Regions from separate parts of the Homo sapiens genome. Here region 1 is linked to region 2. Evidence: read pairs that join two places in POLR2A ChIA-PET (ENCODE). Cell type or tissue: PC-9. All regions are shown on one strand. Each heading gives the region's core, and the rest is flanking DNA. Links, peaks and the distances in the headings are about the cores only. Region 1 overlaps BEAN1 (brain expressed associated with NEDD4 1). Region 2 overlaps TK2 (thymidine kinase 2).

Region 1 (5,372 bases), core at 221-5,220, 99 kb before region 2:
GCAAATAGGACTTGCTCAAGTGCCAAGGATAATTTGATAAAGGTTAAAAACAATGGATATTATTTTTCTAGTATTATAATAAAGCTTATCAGTGAGTTCAATGACAAGTAAATTAAAAAAATTTTTTTCAATAACAAATGACATGTTCAAAGGCAATTAGATTAGCCTTAAAATTTTTCCTTGAGAACACCCCGGCATGGTGGCACATGCCTGTAGTCAGCTGCTCCAGAGGCTGAGGCAGGATCTCTTGAGCCCAGGAGTTCAAGACCAGCCTAGGCAACCCTGGCTCTTGACAACAAACAAACAAAAACCCCACAACTTCTAATGAATTAACGATCACTGACTTATTCACTTAATTGCTTTTCATTTTGTTAGCACAAAATGTTTTTTTGAGTCTTCATTTTAATGATTTTTCGGATTGTTATTAAAGTCATACATGTTCATTGTAAGAAATACAATTGTAAAATCATTAAAAATGTAAAACGCATAAAAATCCTCCTTAATCCCACCATCGCCCAGAGAGCACAATGACTGTGAACACATTCGTGTTCTTTCTGTCTGTGTTCTGTCCTTTCTAATCTTTTGCTATGTATTAATATATTCCCTAGTTTTTTTTTTTCTTTTACAAAATAAGGATCACGGTATATGGTATATGCACAATTCTACAAACTATTGTGTGTGTGTGTTTTAAAAAATAACAGGGTTTTCCCCCCCTTAACATTATACTGAAAGTCTTTTTTACTTTTTTTTTTCTTTTTTTCCCCAGAAAGTCATCTTTAGACTGGACTGAAAGTCTTTATGTTATTAATTTTTTTTGTTGTTTGTTTGTTTGAGACAGAGCTTCACTCTGTCCCAGGCTGGAGTGCAGTGACACGATCTCGGCTCACTGGAACCTCCGCCTCCTGGGTTTAAGCGATTCTCCTGCCTCAGTCTCCCGAGTAGCTGGGATCACAGGCTCGCACCACCATGCCCAGCTAATTTTTGTATGTTTTGTAGAGACGAGGTTTCATTGTTATCGCACCACTGCACTCCAGCCTGGGTGACAGACTGAAACTTTTTCTGAAAAAACAAACAAACAAAGAAGGCCTCCTCAGTTTGAAGGCTGCCAAACACCTGGATCCCTTTTCTAGTATCAAGACCAAGTTACCTGTTTGCAAACCTCAGTGCCTTCTGCCCACCTCTGCCCACCTCAGTGCTTTCTGCCACTGGCTTCTCATTACTTTTCTCCCCCACTCCTAAATTCATAGATTCCTTTATTCAATCATATGACAAACATGAGGGTATCCACGCTGGCCAAGGTATGTTCTCTATTAGGGAAGTTACTAGCTGGGTTTCACCTCACATGAAGACCTTCCTGGGACAGGAGAAAGGTGTTGCCTGCTGCCTGAGGACCCCCAACTGCAGCTTCACAAGTGAGCCCCTGCCTTGGTGAGGCAGATGCAGTCTTTTCAAGATCAGTGCAACTGACCGAAGTCCCTGGGATTTCTGACTTCCTTCTGGCTCTAGACAATCACATGCACACCCGCAGATCCATGAAACCCCTGTGACATGGCATCATGCCTTCACTCAGCAGTCACGGGGCACTTCCTATGTGCCAGGCACCATGCTGAGTGCCAGGGACACAGTGATTGTCTGAGCTATCAAGACCTGGAGTCACCATCTCTCCCATCTCCACCATCTGCCGGTCACCCAGGCAGACAGGGAATCACCTTACACTCCTCCTTCTTCCTCACCCTCTCTATCAGATCCATCTGTCCCTAAAACCCACCAAGGGTGTTCCCGCCCAGGGTCTTTTGCCCTCTCTGCTACCTGTACCCAGAATCCTCTCTCCCCAGGTATCTGCCCACCTAGCTTGCTTCCTCCAGTCTCTGCTTACCTGCACCCTCTCACCAAGGCTTTCTGCAGCCGCTGTATCTAACCATCTAACAGTGCAATTCCCACCTGCACACACTGCTTCTGTTTTTCCTGTACTGTTAGCTTGCAGACTTCACCATTACCATTGCATCTCCAGTCCTAGTCAGAAAGGGACTGTCAAAGTGTGGCTCACCAGTCTGTCCCCAGCACCTAAAACCTGCTGCATCAGGGACTTTATTTTATTTATTTATTTATTTTTATTATTTTTATTATTTTTGAGATGGAGTCTCCCTCTGTTGCCCAGGCTGGAGTGCAGTAGTGCAATCTTGGCTCACTGCAACCCCCACCTCCCGGGTTCAAGTGATTCTCCTGCCTCAGCTTCCTGAGTAGCTGGGACTACAGGCGCACACCACCACACTCAGCTAATTTTTTTGTATTTTTAGTAGAGATAGGATTTCACCATGTTGGCCAGGCTGGTCTCCTAACTCCTAACTCCAAGTAATCCGCCCTCTTTGGCCTCTCAAAGTGCTGGGATTACAGGCGTGAGCCACTGCACTCAGCCGAGACTTTCAATAAACACTTGAACCAGTGATGGCAGCCTCTGCCCCTCCTCTGCAGTCACCGTTGCCTTTGTTTAGGCCCCATCACCTCTGGCCACGGCCTCCCAAGCTCCCTGCCTCCTGTTTCCCTCACCTGGCGCCCCCTCCACCTTCCTAAAGAGAGAATAGCTGAGCAATCCTGCTTCAAATCCTCCTAGGAACCCTCTTGGGGCAGGGGCTCACCACCTCATCGGGCCCCTTATTCTTCTGAGTCACAGTGTTGTCATCTGTGAATTGGGGATTTGTTTTGAGGATCCAGTAAGCTGACAGCATGTGGCAGCAACTGAGCAGAGGCTGTGTAAACAGGTGGCCATCCTGTGGCCTCTTTCACAAGGCCAGCCCACCCCCACAGCCTATCTCTGTCTGCCGCCCATGGTGTGAGGCTGGCCGCTCCTGGGGCCTTCCAGCTCTGTAAGCCTCTGCCATGAGGATCCCCAGACACTGGCGCGTCAGCAGACCCAGGCTCTCTCCCCTTAGCCACATGCTCCCCTGCCCAACTCTGAGTGTCACAGCAGAGCCCAGAGTGGAGATATTCCCGGAGCGGGGACATGAAGGGGAGTGGGAATGACGTGGACTTGCCACACACCATTCAGCCACTTCAAAGCCTGGAGTGCCACCAGCCCGCCCTCGAGTTCCCAGCCAGACAATCCAGTAGGAGATGAGTCACTGGCAGGAGCGAGCCTCGCATGCTGGGCTCAAAGAGAGGCGGGCAGGGGAAGAGGTGACCACGCTTGGCCTAGCAGCTGGGGTGGGCCTGCCCCCGACCCCGACCCCAACCCCGACCCCGACCCCTGGCAAAGGAACCACAGTCCCAGCCCATCTGTGCCCCTCATGGCTGTCTCCTCTCAGCAACTTCAGTCACATGCGTGCGGGACACCAGGATGGGCACTTGCTTACCTGGAGCCCCCACACCCAGCTCCTTTGTCTTGATGACCCCGACAAAGCTCTACCCTAGCAGAGGGTCTGATGCCACCAGGGAGTGGTTTTCTTCTGGGTCCTCCGGCAGAAATCCTGGAGTGGGGGAAGGGAGAAGGAAACAGGCAGCCAGGCTGAAAGTCCAGCTCCTATTTTAGGACCCCCCAAAGTCCCTCCATGTGTTTTCCAAGGGTTTTGTGGGACACCGCGTAGGTGCTTGGGAAATGAATCAATGGATGCAAGCCTGGGGTGCTAGGAGGTTGCAGCGGGAGGCTGTGTTTAAAGTGCTGATGGCATTGCAGGAGGCAGGGAGTGGCAGCCCGGGTTACTGTTGGCATCGTGGTCACCAATGGTGACAAGATGCCTGGGAAGCATCTCAGCTTTTTGCATAGAGATCCTCCTCTTCAGCAAGCCAAGCACCTTTGAAAGGCAGCCTCCACCCCTCAGTCGTGCGCTTGCATCAGGCTGAGGTTGGCTTGCTCTAGTGTTTCCATGCACTTTTGAACTTCCCCTCCGTTCCCAACCCTGAGCTAGTTTGCAGAGGCCACACTGACCCTCCATGCCCTCGAGGAGCTACTGGTCTAGAATAATTTAGATCCGGAGTTGTCCTGGAAGGGCACCCAGGTGTGACAGAAACACAGCCAGAGTGATCATTCTGTCTCCACCAGTCAAGGAGGACCTCACTGAAGAGGTGTCTTGATCTGGGTATTGACAGCTACATAGGAGTTTGCCAAGTGGAAGGAATGGCATGCTAGGGAGAGGGAACAGCCCAGAAGGATGATCAGCCCAGGGTGTCTAGGAAGCAGGCCAGCCAGAGCATCAGGGCAGCCGGTCTCTGGGGGTGTCCCTGGCAGTAACTGAGAGGCACTGGGGGTGAGAGAGTCCCTCTGCACACAGCTCTTCCTCCATCTCTTCTCTGTGACCTTGGATGGGTTATTTCCCTGAGCCTGTTCTCTCATCTGCACAATGGAAATGATGTCCCCCACCTCAAAAGTCTGTTGCAATACCATTGGTGACATTAGGCACATGCAGGTATTTGGTGAATGTGAGCCACAGCTGGAGGCCCCAGTGCCCAGAAGGCTTCCTTGTAGGGAAATGCAGCCAAAGTGCACTGAGAAATAACTGGTTTGTTTTTGTTTTTTGAGATAAAGTCTCACTCTGTCACCCAGGCTGGAGTGCAGTGGCATGATCTCGGCTCACTGCAACCTCCACCTCCCAGGTTCAAGCGATTCTCCTGCCTCAGCCTCCCGAGTAGCTGGGATCACAGGCACATGCCACCACACCTGGATAATTTTTTGTATTTTTAGTAGAGATGGGGTTTCACTGTGTTAGCCAGGATGGTCTCGATCTCCTGACCTCATGATCCGCCTGCCTCGGCCTCCCAAAGTGCTGGGATTACAAGCATGAGCCACCACGCCTGGCCAAAATAACTGGTTTTTCTATTTAACGTGAATCAGAGAACTGTCTTTGGAGAGTCTGTGCTCAAAAGTCTAATCCTTCAGTGCTAATACCAGCTCTGCCAATTCTTGGCAGTGTTTTGCCTCTCTGAGCCTTGGTGTCCTCATATTCTTCTTAGCCCCTCCCAAGCAGGGATGGCAAGCCTCAATTTGCTTTAGGGATGAGGGATATATACCCCCTCATGACCCCTGCAGGGGCAAACTCTTTTCCCATTGGCTTTAGGGCTGCCAGCTATGCCCTGCAAAAGCCCACAGGGCTTGGCACTCATGATCTCTGCTCACCAATGCCCACAGGTGCAGTTTCGCTTCTGCAAGGCAAGTGACCACACTCCCTAGAAATAAAAACCTTATCTCTCTCCTGTTCCTACAGCCTCATGTCCCTTGGGAGACATGAACCAATTCAGATCTTCAGCAACATGGGAGAATGGGCTACTTTTTTTCTTTTCTTTTTTTTTTTTTTTTTTTGAGACAGAGTCTCGCTCTGTCACCCAGGCTGGAGTGCAGTGGCATGATCTCGGCTCACTGCAAGCTCCGCCTCCCAGGTTGA
Region 2 (5,372 bases), core at 261-5,260:
AGGCACTTCCTCCCTCTCCCTGCTGTCCCTCTGTCCATCCATCCTCTGCCCATCCATCTTCCTTTCCATTCTTCCATCCTCTCTTTCCTTACTTCCTAGCTCCCCATTCATCCCTCTGGTCTCCTTCTGCTCATCTTTCCTGGTCTGTCCATCTCTCTCTGCCTCCTGAGGTAGATTTCCTTAAATAGAGGAGTGCATTTATATCCCTTCCTATTCAAATATCATTAGATACAACTTAGGTTTGCAATTGAGTGCCTGCTCAGGAAAAGCAAATTAGCAAAGGCAAAATGCACTAACCTCAGATCTTTCGATTTGTGGATTTGTGCAATTTAGACAGATATTTGGGGAGATGGAAATTCTTATTCACCAAAAACGGCCCACTCACATCTTTCAATTTTAAAAGACAGACTTACAGAAGAATGGTAGCTATTGCTGCAGGTACCCAGACTGGGACCGAACTGTCCAGCCCAGCAGCTGTGCCAGTGTTAACTGGCTGTAGGGACAGTCTGTCTCCTTCATGCAGAGCCTTAAAGCTGGCATCATAGGTTGTGCTTACAGCTTTGAAACATAGGTGCTGATCAGGACCTCCACAGCCCCCTTTCTTCTAAGAGACTCTGTCTCTAGATGCATCCTCACTGATGGAATAGGCCTAAGCAGCCATGTTTGTGCCTTGGGGTCCTGTCCCCAACACCTGATTGAACCAGGGCTGGACACCTGACCAAAGCTGAACCAATCAGATTCTTTGTCTCAAGAATTTGAACTAAGAGCCAGACCCCATGAAGGTTAAATAAGTGGTTCTCAAATATGAAAACAAACAAAGCATGCATTCGAGTCACCTGGAGGGCTTGATAAAACACAGATTGCTGGGCCTCATCCCTAGAATTTCTAATTCAGCAGGTCTGGGATGTGACTAGAAAATTTGCATTTCTTTCTTTTTTTTTTTTTTTGAGACAGAGTCTCACTCTGTCACCCAGGCTGGAGTGCAGTGGTATGATCTCAGCTCACTGCAACCTCCGCCTCCTGGGTTCAAGCCATTCTCCTGCCTCAGCCTCCCAAGTGGCTGGGATTATAGGCACACACATACCACCACGCCAGACTAATTTTTGTATTTTTTAGTAGAGATGGGGTTTCACCATGTTGGCCAGGCTGGTCTTGAACTCCTGACCTCAGGTGATCCGCATGCCTCAGCCTCCCAAAGTGCTGGGATTACAGGTGGGATCCACCACACCCAGCTGAAAATGTGCATTTCTAACAAGTTTCCAGGTGATGCTTCCGCTGCTGGTCCAGGGACCACACTTTGAGAAGAACTGAGTTAAACGGCATTAAGCCCAGCAGTGGTCAGGTCATAAAGATGTGAGCTCAGAATGGTGGCAGGGGCACCACCTGGCTGGCTGAGGTTTGCAGGTGGGGGCACTAGAGGCAGGTCAGAAGAGAACCACAGAAGCCAGAGACCTTGGCCCCACACAGAGAGGCCTGCACAGCACTGAAGGCCTAGCCTGGCTTCCTTGTAAAGTTTCCCTTCCTGGCAATCACATACCCCAAGTCTGAAGAAAACGTTTAAGAAGGCTGAAACTGAGCATCTGAAACCTACCTGAGGACGAGTATGCCTGTCCAGCATGGTGAGCTGCACATAAGTCTGTAGCGTAAGACCCCAGCGAGAGGCATCGTGGTACATCAGGCCCTGCAGAAGGGAAAACACAGCACTTTCCATCAAAGTGGCATCTGCAGGAGGACCCTGGTCTCACAAGGCACTGAAGGACAGCTCAAGAAACCTACACAGGCAGGGTTGGGGCTGGAGATAAACCCAGCATGATCACAGGGCTCTGACAGCAGGGTGGACAAAGGCAGACACTGAAACAATTATAGGACAGTATGGTAACAGCTATAATAGGAGCCTATGGAAAGTCTCCGAGGGACCGGAGGAATTAGGCCAGACAAAGAAATGAAGGGCATCCAAATTGGAAAGGAAGAAGTCATCTTAACCTTGTTCACGGACAACATGATCTTACACTTAGAAAAGCTTAAAGACTCAGGCCATTATCCTAAGCTAATTAATGCAGGAACAGAAAACCAAATACTGCATGTTCTCACTTTAAGTGGATATTTATAAGTGGGTACAATGGGTACTCATGGACATAAAGATGGCAACAATAGACACTGGGGACTCCTAGAGTGGGGAGGAAGGGAGGGGGCAAAGGTTGAAAAAGTACCTATTGGGTACTATGCTCAGTACCTAGGTGATGGGATCCATCATACCCTAAACCTCAGCATCATGAAATATACCCAGGTAACAAACCTGCACATGTACCCCGCTAAAAGTAAAATAAAAGTTGAAATGACCAAAAAAAAAAAAAAAAAACCTTAAAGACTCCACCAAACAACTGTTAGAACTGATGAACGAACTCAGTAATACCACAGGATACAAATCAACATATAAAAATCAGTAGCATGTATATACACCAACAGTGAACAACCTGAGAAAGAAATCAAGAAAGGAATCCCATTTGCGATGCTACAAAGAATATAAAATACCAGCCAGGCACAGTGGCTCATGCCTGTAATCCCAGCACTTTGGGAGGTTGAGGCAGGCAGATCACTCAAGGCCAGGAGTTCAAGACCAGCCTGGCCAACATGACGAAATCCTGTCTCTATTAAAAATACAAAAAATTAGCTGGGTGTGGTGGCACGCACCTGTGGTCCTAGCTACTCTAGAGGCTGAGACATGAGAATCGCTTGAACCCAGGAGGCAGAGGCTGCAGTGGGCCGAGATCGTACCACTGTACTCCAGCCTGGATGACAGAGTGAGACCCTGTCTCGAAAAAAAAAATAAATTAATTAATTAATTAATAAAAGTAAAATACCTAGGAATCTATTTAACCAAAGAAGTGAAAGATCTATACAAGGAAAACTATAAAACACTGATGAAAGAAATTGAACAGAACACACACAAAAAAAGAGATATTCAACACTCATGGATCAGAAGAACTAATACTATTAAAATGACAATACTACCCAAAGCAATTTACAGATTCAATGTAATCTCTATCAAAATACCTATGACAGTCTTTGCAAAAATAGGGAAAAAAAAAATCCTAAAATTGATATGAAACCACAAAAGACCCCAAATAGCCAAAGCAATCCTGAGCAAAAAAAACAAAGTTGGAGGCATCACACTGCCTGACTTCATAACTGTTCTCTATAGTAGCTGTACTAATTTACATTCCCACCAACTATGTATGAGGGTTCCCCTTTCTCCACACCTATCACCTGTCTTTTTGATAAAAATCTTTTTTTTTTTTTAAACAGAGTCTTGCTCTGTCACCCAGACTGAAGTGCAGTGGCATGATCTCAGCTCACCGCAACCTCTACCTTCTGGGTTCAAGCGATTCTCCTGCCTCAGCCTCCCAAGTAGCTAGGATCACAGGCATGCACCACCACACCCAGCTAAATTTTTTTGTATTTTTAGTAGAGACGGGGTTTCACCATGCTGGCCAGGCAGATCATGCCACTGTACTCCAGCCTGGGTGACAGAGCGAGACTCCATCTCAAAAAAAAAAAAAAAAAAAAAAAGCTATAAGAGAATAATTTGAATGTTTCTAGCATAAAGAAAAGAGAGCCAGGTGCAGTGGCTCATGCCTATAATCCCAGCACTTTGGGAGCCCAAGGCAGGAGGATCACTTGAGCCCAGGAGTTAAAGGTTACAGTGAGCTATAATTGTGCCACTGCACTCCAGCTTGGGTGATATAGCAAGACCCTATCTCCAAAATAAATAAATAAATAAATAAGTTTAAAATTTTTAAAGAAGTTAAGCTCTTTAAGATCATCTTTAACAAATAATACTTTGGTTTGAATGAATCCCCTAAATTTCATGTGTTGGAAACTTAATCCCCCATGTGGCAGTATGTAGCAGGTGGTGCCTTTAAGAAATGACTGGATCGGCCGGGCATGGTGGCTCACGTCTGTAATCCCAGCACTCTGGGAGGCCGAGGTGCGCGGATCACGAGGTCAGGAGATGGAGACCATCCTGGCTAACACGGTGAAATCCTGTCTCTACTAAAAAATACAAAAAATTAGCCAGGTGTGGTGGTGGGCGCCTGTAGTCCCAGCTACTCGGGAGGCTGAGGCAGGAGAATGGCGCGAACCCAGGAGGCGGAGCTTGCAGTGAGCCGAGATCGCGCCACTGCACTCCAGCCTGGGCGACAGAGTGAGACTCTGTCTCAAAAAAAAAAAAAAAAAAAAGATTGGATCATGAGTACAGAGCCCTCTTGAATGGATTAATCTATTCACGGATTAATAGATTAATGGGTTATCTTACACTGGTGGCTTTATGAGAAAAGGGAGAGAGACCTGACCTAGCATGCTCAACTCCCTCACCATGTGACACCCTGTACCACCTGGGGACTCTGAAGAGTCCCCACTAGCAAGAAAGCCCTCAGCAGATGCACCCCTTCAACCCTGGACTTCTCAGCTGCCCTAACTGCAAAAAATAAATTACTTTTCTTTGGAAATTCAAAAAATAAAATAAAATCACCAAGGAACATGCGTTCAAGTCGTTCAGTGAATGGTCTTTGAGCCCTCTGTAGTCTGTTCTCTATCCAGCCACAAGAGTGAGTCTGTGAAACCTAAATCAGTTCTTGCCACTCCCCTGCTCAGAACCTTCCAGTGGCTTCCCATTGCATGCAGAATGAAATCCAAACCCTTATCATGGCCCACAAGGCTTTCTCTCATCTCCTACCCATCTCCCTCTGGCCTGGTTGGCTTCCAACCACATGAGCTTACTTAGCATTCCTCAAACATGCCAAGCATGGTCCCATCTCAGGGCCTTTGCCTCTGCAGCGCCTTCTGCCTAAACACTCTTCATCCAGATATCTGCAGTGCTCACACCCTCATGTTTAAGCACCTTATCATAGACACATTCCCTGGTTATCTCATGTAAAACAGAAGCCAACCCACCTACTCAATCACTCTCCATCCCTTCTAGAAGCAAAACACTTCATGCTCCAGCATACTTGCTAAGAAACCTGTTCTGCTCCTTTCCTCATTTTTAAATTAATTTTATTTACTTTTATTTCTTTTAGAGATGGAGGTCTCATTATGTTGACCAGGGTTGTCTCAAACTCCTGGCTTTAAGTGATCCTCTGATCTTGGCCTCCCAAAGTGCTGGGATTACAGGCATGAGCCACCACACCCGGCCTTTTCCTCATTTTTGCTTTTCATTTTTCTCTTGGTGCAAACTAATGAAACTCCAGTGTTCTTCATTGAGAACTGCAGACTCCTCTGACTGCAGTTGAGAGAAAATCTCATAAAGGCTAGGAGAAACACTCCCTCTTGCCTGATGGCCGCAGAAACAGTCACCTTTCTGCATCAGAAAA

What was found. ChIA-PET counts read pairs that join two places held together with the same protein. Peaks named below come from ENCODE experiments on the same cell type or tissue, not always from the same donor. Only the 100,000 strongest peaks of a DNase experiment are listed, where the experiment ranks them.
Region 1: POLR2A ChIA-PET joins it to region 2 with 11 read pairs; 4 of 35 experiments call an interaction of 5 or more read pairs at or near these places.

Annotation. Positions count from the first base shown.
Region 1 is chr16:66,430,996-66,436,367 of GRCh38, forward strand. The region is part of intron 1 of BEAN1 (brain expressed associated with NEDD4 1); the gene reads left to right. Among named protein-coding and RNA genes, the nearest start is that of BEAN1, 6.4 kb to the left of the region's middle. In PC-9, for the core only: no CTCF peak of the experiment used is centred there; DNase peaks (open chromatin) are centred at 3,076, 3,836 and 4,436; H3K27ac peaks cover 596 bases.
Region 2 is chr16:66,529,789-66,535,160 of GRCh38, forward strand. TK2 (thymidine kinase 2) reads right to left here. Exons shown (of 10, transcript NM_004614.5): 5 at 1,592-1,681. Among named protein-coding and RNA genes, the nearest start is that of TK2, 18 kb to the right of the region's middle. In PC-9, for the core only: no CTCF peak of the experiment used is centred there; no DNase peak of the experiment used is centred there.